Linked DNA regions of Homo sapiens: region 2 is linked to region 1. Evidence: chromatin loops called from intact Hi-C (ENCODE). Cell type or tissue: ovary. All regions are shown on one strand. Links, peaks and the distances in the headings refer to the core of each region. The heading gives the core; the rest is flanking DNA.

Region 1 (7,006 bases), core at 660-5,659:
CCCTGACTTCACCTGTGGTCAAGGTTACCAGGGTCAGGCTTCTGGAATTGGGGACCACAGCAAGAAAAGGACAGATACGTGAGCTGGGTAGGAGGTGGTGCTGGGGACATGATGGTGCCTGTCTGGGAGGTGTCCACAGTGGAGCTCAGGCTGGCACCCAGGACTGTGCCGGGGGATGCAGGTGAATTCCCACGTGTTCCCTCAACTTAAAGTTCCAGCCTCGCTTTGCAACGCATGAAAACACACAGGGATTCTCTTCTACAATTTCATCTTAAAGTTTTGTTACCTTTTGAGGTTTGAAATTTTCTCTTTCTTAACCTACGAGTTGGGGTGTCGAAAGAGATCCCTTGTCCTCCTGAGTCTTCTTAACGAGTTTTAGAAGTGGCATCTAACTTGCTTTGAAGACGTGCAACCTCCATAAATAGCAAATTTGGCAGAAAGCTGGGCGAGGTCCCATGATTATATAAAAACTAGTGTTCATTTTACATAAAATGTCAAGTTGGTCTTTAAATAGCAGTCTCAGAAGCACAAGCCATTTTATTATCCATTAAGTCATTTAGCATCCACTATACAATTTTTCAAAGTTACTTTCCCCAGAGGGTTGCTGATATACAGTATTCTTACAGAAAGGGTGGCAGGAAGAGAGGGGAAACATTGTTGAAAAGAGAGTATCCTGCAAGCAGTCTCTCATTGTATTTGCTTTATCATTTAGGGGCAATGCAGACATCAAATCTGAGACAAGAAGTCAAAAAGGAAGTCTTTAGAAGCCATTGTCAGCTCGGAGCTGTGTTTGGTGCCGCTCAGTGAGAATGCTTTGCTTTGCTGCCATAGTTGTTTCTATCTATGGCAAAAGCAGTCACAAATTACAACGATGTCCCACGCTGAACAGGGCAGAGTAACGCTGTATTAGGCACAAACGCAGGTCAGAAAGAAGAGACAGCCTCTTCCCTGGTGGGAGCCACTGTCTGGCCAAGGAGACAATGGGCACAGGGAAAGTGGCTCAGAGCCCCCAACGGCAGGCAGGCCCCTTGCCACTGGGGCCTGGAGACCTTGTCATCAGTCACGTCAAATGCTCCAATAGCAGAGGCTCTTGGGAAGCATCATTTCCAGAAATTCTCCAAACAGCCTAAAAGCTACATGCAAAATAGCCGTGTCCTTATAGACTTTTTATTTTGGTGAGGCAAGGATCTAACCTTTATCAGATTCTCAAAAAGGTTAACGGCCACCATAAATGGGGGCGGGATGGCCCCAGAGCATTCAAAGTCCCCAGCAGCGTCTGGTAAGGTTTACAGGAAAAGCTGTGAGTCACCCCAACAGATTTTTTTTTTTTTTGAGATGGAGTCTTACTCTGATGCCCAGTCTGGAGTGCAGTGGTGCGACCTCAGCTCACTGCAACCTCTGCCTCCTGGATTCAAGCGATTCTCATGCTTCAGCCTCCCAAGTCGCTGGGATTACAGGTGTGGACCACCACACCCAGCTAATTTTTGTAATTTTTTGTAGAGATGAGGTTTCACCATGTTGGCCAGAGTGGTCTCGAACTCCTGACCTCAAGTGATCCACCCACCTCGGCCTCCCACAGTGCTGGGATTACAGGTGTGAGCCACCGTGCCTGGCCCCAACAGACCTTTAATCAAGCGACTGGCCCGCCCGGCTGGGCAGAAAGGAAACGTGGCTGACAGGGGCAGATGCTGGGCAGCACTTGGTTCATTGCCAGCAGAGAAGCCCTCACCAGCAAACTCCCTCCCAGCCCAAGCTGGAAACTGAGTCTCAGCAGCATTCAGAATATTCACCTGTCGCCTGTCGTCAACATGTCTGTCAGTGGTCTTCCCTGGAAGGCCAAGGGTCCCGTGTGGAAGAGAAGAGGCCGGTGTGTCCTAGGATGCCCTGGTCAGGGTTGGATGGAGTCCTAGGACAGGGAAGGATCCTGTCACCTGCATGTGTGCCTCTGCGGTCCCCTTACTCTGCTGTGGATTGTAGTGGATGTATGTGGTTTGGAGGAGGCATTGCAACGAGGTAGAAAGAATACTTTGAATTCCTTTCAGTGAGATCAAACGTCAAAGTGGATTCTCAAAGTCAATTAGAATTGTTTGTCCTTTGCTTCTTCCTCCAGCCCCATGTCTGCCAATACACCCACCAGCAGGGTCCAGGTACCTCCTTACAGCCAGGCCGGGAAAATTCCCTGGATGCTGATCATCGCAGACCCTATGGTGGATCTCTAAAAGTTTAAGTGTTTTGTAGGCCGCTCCCTCGGACCCCTTGAACATAGGGCTGTTTTCAGGGGTGAGATTCAAAATATTTAACAGCTGGTACAACACAAACACCAACCAGGCCAAATAAATGGCAGCCATTACACAGGGCATGTCCACAAGGCCTCTTGCTGGCCTGTGCTCAACTTTCCTGCAGGGCTTGTTGGAATGGAGGGTGCCCAGGGATCAAGCTGTAGCTATTGACCAAAGCACAGGGGAGTATTTCAGTATTTCAGCGGCTGTACCCACAGCTTACTAACATCAGCTCACAATGCTGGTCGTTCATGGGCCCCCCACTCTGACATTGTAGAATTCCATGACCACCTCTTCTCTGATCCGGGCCTGGAGAGCAGAAAGGGCCTGGGACCCTCCTGCAACAGGTTCCAGGAAGATCATGGCTGAAAGGTCATCTGCCACTGTTCAACTTCCTTTTCTCCACACACTTCCCAGCTTCATATCACTTTCTGATAAATATCACTTATTACTCAAAATTCTGAATCTGACAACTCTCCCCATGGGTTCAAAGAGACAGAGCCACTGGGTCACCATGCAAGCCCCAGACACAGGGCCTCCAAAGTCCTGGGGCCCTGGGTCCTCCGGAGTGGGCATTCCCCCTGGGACCCCAAAGGCTGTCGTTGGAGGGGGGAGATGCCTCTGAGGACCGGGTGGCCGCTCAGCAGCTGCAGTCGCTTGTCCGTGTCCAGGGCGCACCGGCGTTCCCTCCACATAGAATGCTGCTCTACCATCTCCCCGTATTCTGGTGCTACTGCTGCTTTCAGGCCGGTTTAAATGTCCCCTTTCTCACCTCTGCCCGCTTCACCTCTTGTCCTCACTGACTTCTCTCCCATGGGCTGGCCAACTCCCCACGATGGGTGACGGCTACGTCTCTGCACAACCTATCCCCTACAACTGTACTGTGTGTTCTCTGAGCCAAACACCTTTGCACAGATCACAGTATTCCTGGGTGCCTCTGATAATGGAAAGATGTCTCATACCATCATCAACCAGGGGCGGGGCCAGCCGGCGATCACTCCTCTATTTGTAGGTGGTGGAGGATTTCCTCACATTTGGAAAATCATTCATGAGTTCACTTGACCCTTACGACCATCTTGGGAGCCAAGTACAGCAGCTGATTCCCAGGTTTATATATTGGGTAAATTGCATAAACTGTGTAGCCTGGAGGAAGACGTCACAGCCTTGGATGGAAGGAGTGGTTGTCGATGGCTCACTGGATCCCTGATGAGTCTGAAGACTCATGTCAGCTCTGGCCTTGGCTTTACTTAGATAAATTGTGAGATGAACTCATACTTCAGCATGGTCCTAGGTAAATAGCTCCACATGGGCTGAGCTCGGTTTGTGTCTGTGTCTCTCCACAAGGAGCTCTGGTGTCTCCACAGATGTGCCATAGAACCGTCATCTGCTTTTATCAAATTTGGGCTCAGTTCTATCCATATTCAACTTTTCTGGGCCCATTCCCTCAGCCTTGGTGAGAGAAAGGAACAAAATGGTGAAGAAAAGACTGAGAGAGGAAGGAGAGAGAGGAAGTTAGTGGAGGAAGAGGGCAGAAAGCGGACCCCACACACCACCTCCCCTCTCTGCCTCGCACAAGGCTCACCACGCCTCCTGGGTCCCCACTGGATGTATGAGTCGCACCTGCCCCTGCTCTTCCGTTCAGCAACTCCGGCTTGGGGCTTCCCTGGCTTCTGCTTGAATCATTGTCACAACCAAATGCGCTTCGGCATACCTCCAAGACGCTCTGTTGCCCCCCACGCTGCCCTCGGAGTGTCTTTCAACACACACTGGACCTTGTCGCCCCCACGCTGCCCTCGGAGTATCTTTCAATACACACTGGACCTTGTCACTGCCACGCTGCCCTCAGAGTATCTTTCAACACACACTGGACCTTGTCACCCCCACGCTGTCCTCAGAGTATCTTTCAATACACACTGGACCTTGTCACCCCCCATGCTGTCCTCAGAGTATCTTTCAACACACTGGACCTTGTCGCCCCCACACTGTCCTCGGAGTATCTTTCAACACACACTGTACCTTGTCACCCCCCACGCTGTCCTCGGAGTATCTTTCAACACATTGGACCTTGTCACCACCCATGCTGTCCTTGGAGTATCTTTCAATACACACTGGACCTTGTCACCCCCCACACTGTCCTTGGTGTATCTTTCAATACACACTGGACCTTGTCACCCCCCACGCTGCCCTCGGAGTATCTTTCAACACACTGGACCTTGTCACCCCCACGCTGTCCTTGGAGTATCTTTCAACACATTGGACCTTGTCACCCCCCATGCTGTCCTCAGAGTATCTTTCAACACACTGGACCTTGTCACCCGCATGCTGCCCTCAGTATCTTTCAACACACTGGACTTTGTCACCCCCACGCTGCCCTTGGAGTATCTTTTGATACATTGAACCCTGTTGCCAGCTTGTTTCAACTTTTCCCCTGGTTCCTGGAGGCCAGTGTGAAAAATAACACTCGCAGGTTGGCAAAAAGGCCCTTTAATATGTGACCACAGTCAACGTTTCTGGGCCCTTTCTCCACGGGGTGCTTTTCAACACTGTGGATAAATTAGAATCATCCAGGAGTCTTTTCAGCCACTGCAGCCCCGGCCCCAGCCCTACCCTGACCCAGAACCACACCCTTTCTGAGACAGAGCCTGCCTGTTCCTCCTGGTGCAGGCACAGGGACAGTCTCTGAGGCTGTCCTCTTCTGTCCACCTCGAAAGTTCCAGTCCTAATGTCAGCTCCTCCAGGATCCTCCCTGACTCGTAAAGGAGAGTTAACCCCCACCCATGTTTTCAGAGCCCCTTCTATTACATCTCCGTCTCAGCTGTGTCATCAGTTTCCCACAGGTGTGTTCGACATGCACCCATGAGATGCAGGTGGGCCCAGGTTCTGCCTTCTCTGTCACATGACAGGCAGATAGCACAGTGTCTGCTGTAGGGTTGGCACTCTCATGATTTCCTGCAAAACCTTGGTCAGCACATTGCCTGTGCTAGTCCCACACAAAATTGGCTCAGGTCCCCAAGGACTTTTCAGCTTACTTGAAGGGACAGAGGAATTAATCTACAAATTACAAAAGGTTTTGGTTATCTCTTGCTGTGCGGTGAACCTCTCAGGGTTCTGCAGGTTGACTGGGCTCAGTGGGCGGTTCTTCCGCAGGTCTTGCTCAGAGTATCTCATGTGGCTGCAATCATAAGGTGCCTAGTGCTGGATTTATCTGCAGGCTGGACTTGGATGCTGGCATGAGGGAGCCTCAGTGGTCACTCTTTGTGGTCCTTCCAGTAGAAGATCCGACTGTGTATGTGGTGGTTCAGAACTTCTGAAAGTAGCATCTTAAGAAGGTGGGAGAAGGCACAAGACCTCTCAGTGGTGAGGCCTGAACTTGGTCCCGTGTCATTCTGCCAGGTTCCTCTGGTTCCCAGGACTCACAGGTCCAGCCCAGATTCAATGTGGGAGGGGTCATAGCAGGAGGCATGTACCTTGGAGCCCTCTTTGGAAACAAGCTGCTGCCCAGTGTGATGAGCAGAATCTTTGGAGGGTGCATAGACTGTGCTGGGAAAAGAGAGGCTCAGGACTGGGACAGGGAACATTTCTGGAAGATCATGAAACTAGAGCAGATTTTTTAAAATAAATAAAATGTAGCCAAGTAAAGAAAATGGAATGTTTGACAAGGCAAGACAAACGCCTCCTAATACACTTGGAATAGAAGAATAATCCATCAACATGAAAAGTTATGTCATTTTAAAGCCCAGCCAGCAACATTTTATGGTTGAAATCCTAGAAATGCCCCCTTTCTGTGGGTAACTTGCCTGGGAGCCTGCTACACCACGATCCTGGGGGTTTTGTCCTGGAGGTTCCAGCTGAGGAAACAGGACAGAAAAAGGAAAGCAGCAAACATTTGAGAAGAGAGGAGGAAACATCGTTATTTTCAGATTGAGATTGCCTACCTAGAAAACCCAAGAGAGTCAACTGAAAAGCTGTTAGAATAATCACAGAGTAGAGGTGGCTAGTCACAAAATGAATGTTCAAAGATGGATCATGTTATTATACAGCAATGGTAGTTAGAAATCATAATCGGGAAAGTCTTCCTCTCAGAGCTACAGCTGCAAACGTTTACCTAAAAATTAATGTGACAAGAGCTGCATAGGATCCAACTAAAGAAAATAATGAAACTCTACTGTAAGGAGAAAGAAAAAAGATGTGAATGGTTGGAAGGACACGCCCTGCCTCTGTGGGGAAAGTTCAATACTGTAAAGATCCCACCTCTCTCAAGCAATTTATAGGAGGTGTAAGCCAATTCCTATCAAAATAGCAATGGGGCTTTTCTTGGAACATGATAAAATAATTCTAAATTTTATATGTAATACATTGATAATAAAAAAGAAACATATAAAAACCCATTAAATATTTACAACAGCAGATATGCAAACATACTATAAGCTATAATAACTAAGACAGCAGATGGACATAGCAAAAGGCCATAAAAGAAAATCCCCAAGTGGACCCAAATGTATAGTTACCATATGACAAATGCAATATTTCAATCATCGAGGAAGAGAATTATTCAATATAGAATGCAGGTATAGTTGGTTAAATATAAGGTAAATGAAAGTTCATGACCTAACTCCATATATATATATACGAAAGTTAGGTCATGAACTTTCATTTACTATATATATATATATAAACTATGACAGATTGAAAGAATAAATGTTAAAAAAATTATACAGTGAGAAAAA
Region 2 (7,006 bases), core at 652-5,651, 54 kb after region 1:
ATAAAAAGAACAACCAAGGTTCATCTCATGCCATAGAAATGGAGAAAATCCAGCAGGAGTAGCAGTTGGAGAGAGAAGGTACAGCACAAAGAGTGAACCAGGAAAGTCTTCCTGGAAGAGGAAAATTTTGATTTGAGATTTGGCTTTTTTTCCTCTGGTGCTTCATGAATATATAGCATTAAAAAAACCATGAAATTGTGAGACCTCTGACTAGAGGGGTAACCAATGTTAATTGCTAATTTGTACGTGTAATTATTGGAAGGCCCTGATAGGCCGCATCATTCCTGAGGTAGAGAGACTGTTGTAGAGTGTGTACGTATGGATACGTGGGACCCTCACAATGTCTGTTTGCCATTCACTTCATTCCCACAGAACATAGCCCTTCACCATATGCACAGAAACATTGAGTGTTATCATTGAAAAATGTCTTACTGAACTTATGGGGAAAATAATGTATTTCATGGATTATTAGTGAGATTGGACAGACGTTCACATTGATGACATATTAATCTTCCTTTTCCTTTTAATTCTCTACTTACAAATTTTTCCCATTTTTCTACTGGATTATAGAGTGTATATAATAACATGATCTTTATGTCTCGAGAGTGAACCGTTCTCTGTTATTTTGAAGTTATTTCTGTTATGTTGAAGTTATTTTTTCCTAGTCTTCCATTTGTCTCTCATTTTGCCTTTGACATCATTACATAGACATTGATGAGAGTCGTAGGGGAGGAAAAATTTAATTTTCCTTACCCATTGCTAGGTTCATGGCTGAGGCCCCTGTAACAAAAGGCAGATTAACAGGAGAAGAGCAGACATATCTATTTAATGTCAGTTTAACATGCCACAGGAACCTTTAGAAATGGGGACGTATGATTGGACAATGAGGTGGATAGCCTAGCAGTAATAAACCAGGGAACAGGGAGGCTTAGCAGGGCCTGTGTGTTCTGAATCTTCTCTGTGTCCTTGTCTTTAGAGATAAAAATGTTCCTTTCCTCTGGGCATAGGGAGCACACCTCTCCCACGAGGGTCTCAGGACCAGCTTCAGCGGAGCAGGGTGGAGAGAGGTGAGAGGAGCTTTCCTGCTTCTGCTGTTTCCTCAAAGGCCAAGGGGCTGTGTCCTGGGCTGCTTGTCCTCAACCCGCTCTGCCTTTTTGTCTAGAGACACAGAAGGCCTTTTTTATCCCCATTTCATGATTACCCCTTTTCCGTTTGCTTGGAGAGGACGCAGCAGTGGCACTTGCGGCTGCAGTGTTTACCCCGAGATAACTTTGTCATGAAATACCTCGCTTTTGTTATTTTTGCATCACTGTAATATATCAACTTTGGAAACAAAAGACATTCTATTTATAGCATTCTGTTTTTAGTAACGATACTTTCCATTTACAAAATCGCTGAAAATGTCAAATCCTAGAAAACGTGGCATTCTCACATGTGATACGAACATCATTCTCAAACAGTTGTTGGCCGAAGATTCATTTGATGAGTCTGATTTTTCCGAAACTGACAATTCTGATGATTCAGACGATTCTGATGTTAGCTCTGTTTAGAAATAACTCCAAGAACAGTTTTTATATTTTACTTTTACCTTGAAAATCAGTCAGATTTGCTTCAGCCTCAAAGAGCGTGTTTATGTAAAAGTAAATGAGCGCCAGCAGTGAGCTGCACTTTATTTTTCTAAATGGGCAAAGGGTTAATTTTTTAAAAAGTGTTCTGTGATATCTTTTAGTACTTTTATAGTATTTTGTGTTTATCACATCTGAAATTTATTTTTGTGTAGAATATTTAATATTTTTGAAAGGAGTAGTTCAAAACCACTTGTTGAATTGACAAATTTTTCCTTGATATAAAAATGTCACCTCTACCGTATACACCAAGATGCATACATGCATTTCCTACTTCTAGGCTCTTCCTCTTGTTCCATTTATTGAATTTTTATGTTTCTGAGCCAACACCACAATGTTTTGAGCACTACAGTTATCAAATATTCTTTGATATTTTACACTGCTAATTATTGGTTTTTCCTGTAGATTTTCTTTCCTAGATGAATCTTGAAATTAGCTAGTCAAAGTCTGTAAAATTTCCTTTGGGATTTGGATGTGGATTGGATTGGATTAATTTGGAGAACTAACATTCTGATGATAATGTTTAGCGGTTTGATTTTCATTTTCCGTGTTATCATTTTCAACTGCACTTGCTTCGACCTTCCCTTGGCTCTCTGGGAGAAAGTCTTCTGTCTCTCCCCAGCAGCATTGATTCCATTTTCTACCCGGTCCACTCTGCTTTTTGCTGCCTTCAGTGCATATTTTAACCCTGCTCCTGTTGCTTTCCCTATGACGCTCTTTCCTGTTGAGAAGTGTCAAGTAAAACTCTCTAAAAGTGCTTTTCACCTCCTTTAGTAGATAATTTCCAAGGGTACAGTTTTCCACTGAATCTTAGATGATTATTCCCTTTCTCCTGTGTTGCAAGGTGTCCCTGCAGAGACATATTAAATGAGAGCCCTCTGGGAGCTGGTGGTGGGCTTAGCGTGGTGCACGTTGAACCAACTGCAGGATTCCAATCTGAAGGGAGGTTCTCCTGCAGGGGGATGCTGCTGATGGACTACTGATACTGATGGGTACTGACAAGCACCAGGCCTGGAGAAGCAATTCTTTACACCAGGATGAACAAACAGAAAGGACATCATGATGGAAGCCGTGGGTGTATTTTGAATGCAGCAGAAAGGAAATGTTAGCCCCACACTTAATGGGAGATATGGTGGTTTTTTCACTGGCTGTGGGATTTCACATAGAGGCAAGAATGTGCACACTCTCTGATCACAGAAAACTGACTTATCACGGGAGGAGGCAGACGGCTCAGAAAGGCGAGAGCTCTAACTTCCATGAAGTGGCAGAGTGATGTGGTGTGTGTCTGTGGAGGTGGCATATCACGTGTCATGGCGTCTAATAATGTGGTGGGTTAGAACATGGTGAGACCAACGTCTGGAATGGCCAGGCTGGCTTCTGCCTGCATCCCTGTCCTCCGTGGGGCTGTGAAGGGCCCCGGCGGCAGGGCCCTCTCCTGGGGGGCTGTGGGAATGCCTGGCTGCAGGTCAGCCCACGGAGGAGCTTTGACACTGGCCCAGTGTGAGCTCATGGGGACACCCATACCTGTGTGAATGTGTGAGAGGACATCTGTGCGTGCCAGTGGGGAACCAGGATGTGTGTGTGTGTCTGAGGTGTGTGTGTCTGTAGGTGTATGGTGAGTGTGTGTTTACGTGTTTGTGGGGCATATGTGTCTCTTGTGGGAGGTTGGAGGTGTGTCTAGGGGAGGCTGTGTGTGTGCATCTGTCTGTGATATGTGTATCTGATGTGTGTGTGATGTGTGTGGGCATGTGTCTGTGGTGTGTGTGGTGTGTGTCTGGTGTGTGGTGTGTGCGTGTGTCTGTGGTATGTGTATCTGTGGTGTGTTTTTGTGTCTGGTGTGTGTAGTGTGTGTTGTGTGTGTGTGGTGTGCGTGTGTGCATATGGTTTGTGATGTGTATGGTGTGTGTCTGTGGTTTGTGTGGTATGTCTGGTGTGTGTGGTGGGTGTCTGTAGTATGTGGGTGTCTGTGTGTGTGGTGTGTGTGTGGTATGCGTGTGGTGCGTGTGTCTGTGGTGTGGGGGTGTGTGTCTGTGGTGTGTGTGTGGTGTGTGTGGTGGGTGCCTGTAGTGTGTGTGTCTGTGTGGTGAGTGTCTGTGTGGTGTGTGTCTGTATGGTATATGTATGTGGGGTGTGGGGCGTGTGTGTGGGGCTTGTGTGTGTGGTAGGTGTCTGTGGTATGTGTGGTGTGTGTGTGTCTGTGTGGTGTGTGTCTCTGTGGTGTGTGTGTGTGGTATATGTACATGGGGTGTGGGCGGGCGTGTGTGTGTGGTGTGTGTCTGTGGTGTGTGTATTGGTGTGGTGTGTGTGTCTGTGTGTGTGTGGTGTGTCTGTTGTGTGTGTGGTGTGTGTGTGTCTGGTATGTGTGGTGTGTCTTTGGTGTCTGTGGTGTGTGTGTGTGGTGCGTGTATCTGTGTGGTGTGTGTGTGGTGTATGTATGGTGTGTGGTGTGTGTGTCCGTGGTGTGTGTGTGGTGTGTGTTTATTCGTGGTGTGTGTGTGTGTGGGGTGTGTGTCTGTGTGGTGTGTGTGTGGTGTGTGCGCGTCTATGTGGTGTGTGTGGTGTATGTCTGTGGTGTGTGTGTGTCCGTGGTGTGCGTGTGGTGTGTGTGCATCTCTCTGTGGTGTGTGGAGCACACAGTCCCAGCTCTCCCTCTGGTGCCCTCTGCCCATGTCTCCATCAGCCCCACGTGTCCCCCTCGTCCCTAGGCCGCATCCGACTGTCCACGTTGCCCTCTGAGGTCCGGCGCCTCATCCATCAGGAAACTGGGTCTTGGGGCCGCACAGGGGACAGCACCCAGCCCGCATATGCAGGCGGCTCTGGGGGCTCCCAAGGTGGCCTCCCTCCCGGCCAGGGCGCCTTCCATTCTTCCTCATTCGCGGCCATGGCCCTTGCTGGAAGCTCAGGCAGAAGCCCCTGGCATGTCTCATATGGCTCCTGAGGTGGTCCCAGCCCCTGGGACCTGCGGGGCGAATGCGGACTGGGAGCCTCTGCCCCAAGCCACATGGGCCTCGATCCCCACTCGGTAGCCCAGGCATCAGGTGCTGCTGCCCAGAAGGTCCCTGTCAATCAGACAGAAACGGTCCCTTGGGGCCCGGCCTCCTGGGTGCTGCCCGGGCGCTGCCATCCACCCCTCACCAGTGTGGGCCTCGCACCAGTTTGGCTCAGTGAGGAGCACCGGCGAGAGGAGGCCGCTGTGCCTCCCAGGTTCTCCCGGTTCTGCAGCCCAGCCTTCACCTGTTCTCAGGCCACAGCCAAGCTGCTGAATTCCTGGCATGTTTTGCTTGCTTCCACCTGGGACTGAAATTTTAAACACTTGACCTCCATCCTCCTTAAATTCACACATCATGCAACGTGTCTTACAAGAAACCAACACAGGCCGGGCGCGGTGGCTCAAGCCTGTAATCCCAGCACTTTGGGAGGCCGAGATGGGCGGATCACGAGGTCAGGAGATCGAGACCATCCTGGCTAACACGGTGAAACCCCGTCTCTACTAAAAATACAGAAAATTAGCCAGGCGCGGTGGCGGGCGCCTGTAGTCCCAGCTACTCGGGAGGCTGAGGCAGGAGAATGGCATGAACCCGGGAGGTGGAGCTTGCAGTGAACCGAGATTGCGCCACTGCACTCCAGCCTGGGCGACAGAGCGAGACACCGTCTCAAAAAAAAAAAAAAAAAAAAAAAAAAGGAAACCAACGCAGTTCCTGGCCCTGCACTACAGCTGAGCTCGCAGGGCCTCGGGAGCCACACAAGTTCCTTTTCTTCCCTGCGAAACATTTGTTGCTGTCTTGACTTTTTGGGCATCATTGAGAAAACATGTTGATGTGTATTAACGCCAAGGCCATTTCGATTCATGGAGAAGAAAACGCCACTGGGGTCTAATTAAGCCATTGATTTAAAACAATGCTCAGAAAACGGTTGCAGAGACTCCGTGTTCCCTAAGTTACGATGAGTTTGTTCCTGCCCGCAGAAGCCGCCTCGCCTCCGCAGTGCCACCTCTGCTGCCCCCAGCCACCGGCACAGCTGAGTCAAGGTACAACCGCCCAGCAACGCTTTCCAGCAGGGAACGTTGCCCTGAACAGCTCTGACTGTTGAGCGCACGTTAGAAGGCGCCACGCTAGCGCATTCCCCTGCGGTATTTGAAACGACTCCTGTTACATTTGTTGGAGGAATGAGTCAGCAACCCTGAGAGCCTGTGACTCTCGCACCCTATACTGGCTCTGCCCTGTGGCCAGCTCCAAGGGCAGCAGGGAGATATTTTATATCAGCACGACCCCAAGGCTTGCCTCTGAGCAGCAGCAGCAGGAGCACCGGCCCACCCTAGGCAGAGCCAGGGTCTGTTCTGGCTCTGACACTTTACAGCCATGTGGCCCGGGATCATCTTTCTCATTCCCAGTTTCCCTGTTTTTAGTAGAGGGGTGATAACGTCCACCCCCTTCACGAGCTTCTCCTAAGAAGCCCAGGAAATATGAATGGGAGCGAGGCTGTCACGGGTTGTGTAGTCCGATGGAGGCGGGGGTGATCCTTGACTTGACCCATAGCAGGTGTCCACTGAGTATGTCCTGATCCAATCCGTGCCCTGCACTGCTGCTTCTCCCTACCACCATTTCTCTCCGTGTGCAAGGACAGGAGGCCACTCCAGCTTTCCCCTGTGAGGAATTTTAGTAAACGTTCTCAGGGACACCAGTCCACGGGGTCCGGATCCAAGTGCACTGTTATCCTCAAATCCAGTCCACAGGGTCCAGATCCGAGTGCGCTGTTATCCTCAAATCCAGTCCACGGGGTCCGGATCCGAGTGCGCTGTTATCCCCAAACACTGTTGCAATCCCTTTCCTGGTTGAAGTCAGGTGGACTCTGTTATACTAAGAAGTCTCTGTGTTTGTGCTGCTTTGGAAACGCCTTAGTTCATCCTAGCTTGGCCTCCCTGAGAGCATCGTCTGCACCATCCTCTCTGCAGACCCCTCCTATTTCCCTGCAAAGCCCCTCCTCGGTAAGTTCCCGTCTGCTCTGCGCCCCTGCTCTCCCCACCGGGTCCCTCATTGCTTTGAAGGCTTCAGACCAGCGTTGGTCTGCAGCCTCCTCTCTTAGTGGTGCTCTGGTCCCGTGAGGCTTACGGCACACACGCGTCCGTGAGAGAAATGCCGTTGGCCCAGAAGTTCACTCTGGGGGCTCTAAAATTTGACTCCCAAGAGCTGAGAGATGGCTTGCAAAAGTCTGGTTTCAATAGTGAAGAGTTCAGGAAAACCAACCGCGATGAATAATTGTCATTGCAAAGACAGAACACTGAGACGTGAAGTGAGTAAGAAGGGGTGAGACAGACACTCTCTGAAGTGGAGTTCACCATTGAAACACTTGTGTTAATAATAAATCAAAGCAGTTTTCATGGA

What was found. Peaks named below come from ENCODE experiments on the same cell type or tissue, not always from the same donor. Only the 100,000 strongest peaks of a DNase experiment are listed, where the experiment ranks them.
Region 2: it touches region 1 in a loop (7-fold over the local background); 1 of 110 quality-filtered maps calls a loop at or near these places.

The regions. Positions count from the first base shown.
Region 1 is chr13:111,563,863-111,570,868 of GRCh38, forward strand. No RefSeq gene overlaps it. Among named protein-coding and RNA genes, the nearest start is that of LINC02337, 29 kb to the right of the region's middle. In ovary, for the core only: no CTCF peak of the experiment used is centred there; a DNase peak (open chromatin) is centred at 2,919.
Region 2 is chr13:111,617,682-111,624,687 of GRCh38, forward strand. It overlaps LOC107983958, which reads left to right and starts at 5,568. Exons shown (of 4, transcript XM_017020886.1): 1 at 5,568-5,652; 2 at 6,176-6,609. The coding sequence starts at 5,568. All of the region lies in intron 1 of LINC02337 (long intergenic non-protein coding RNA 2337), which reads left to right. RefSeq lists enhancers at 3,913-4,438, 4,439-4,963. In ovary, for the core only: no CTCF peak of the experiment used is centred there; no DNase peak of the experiment used is centred there.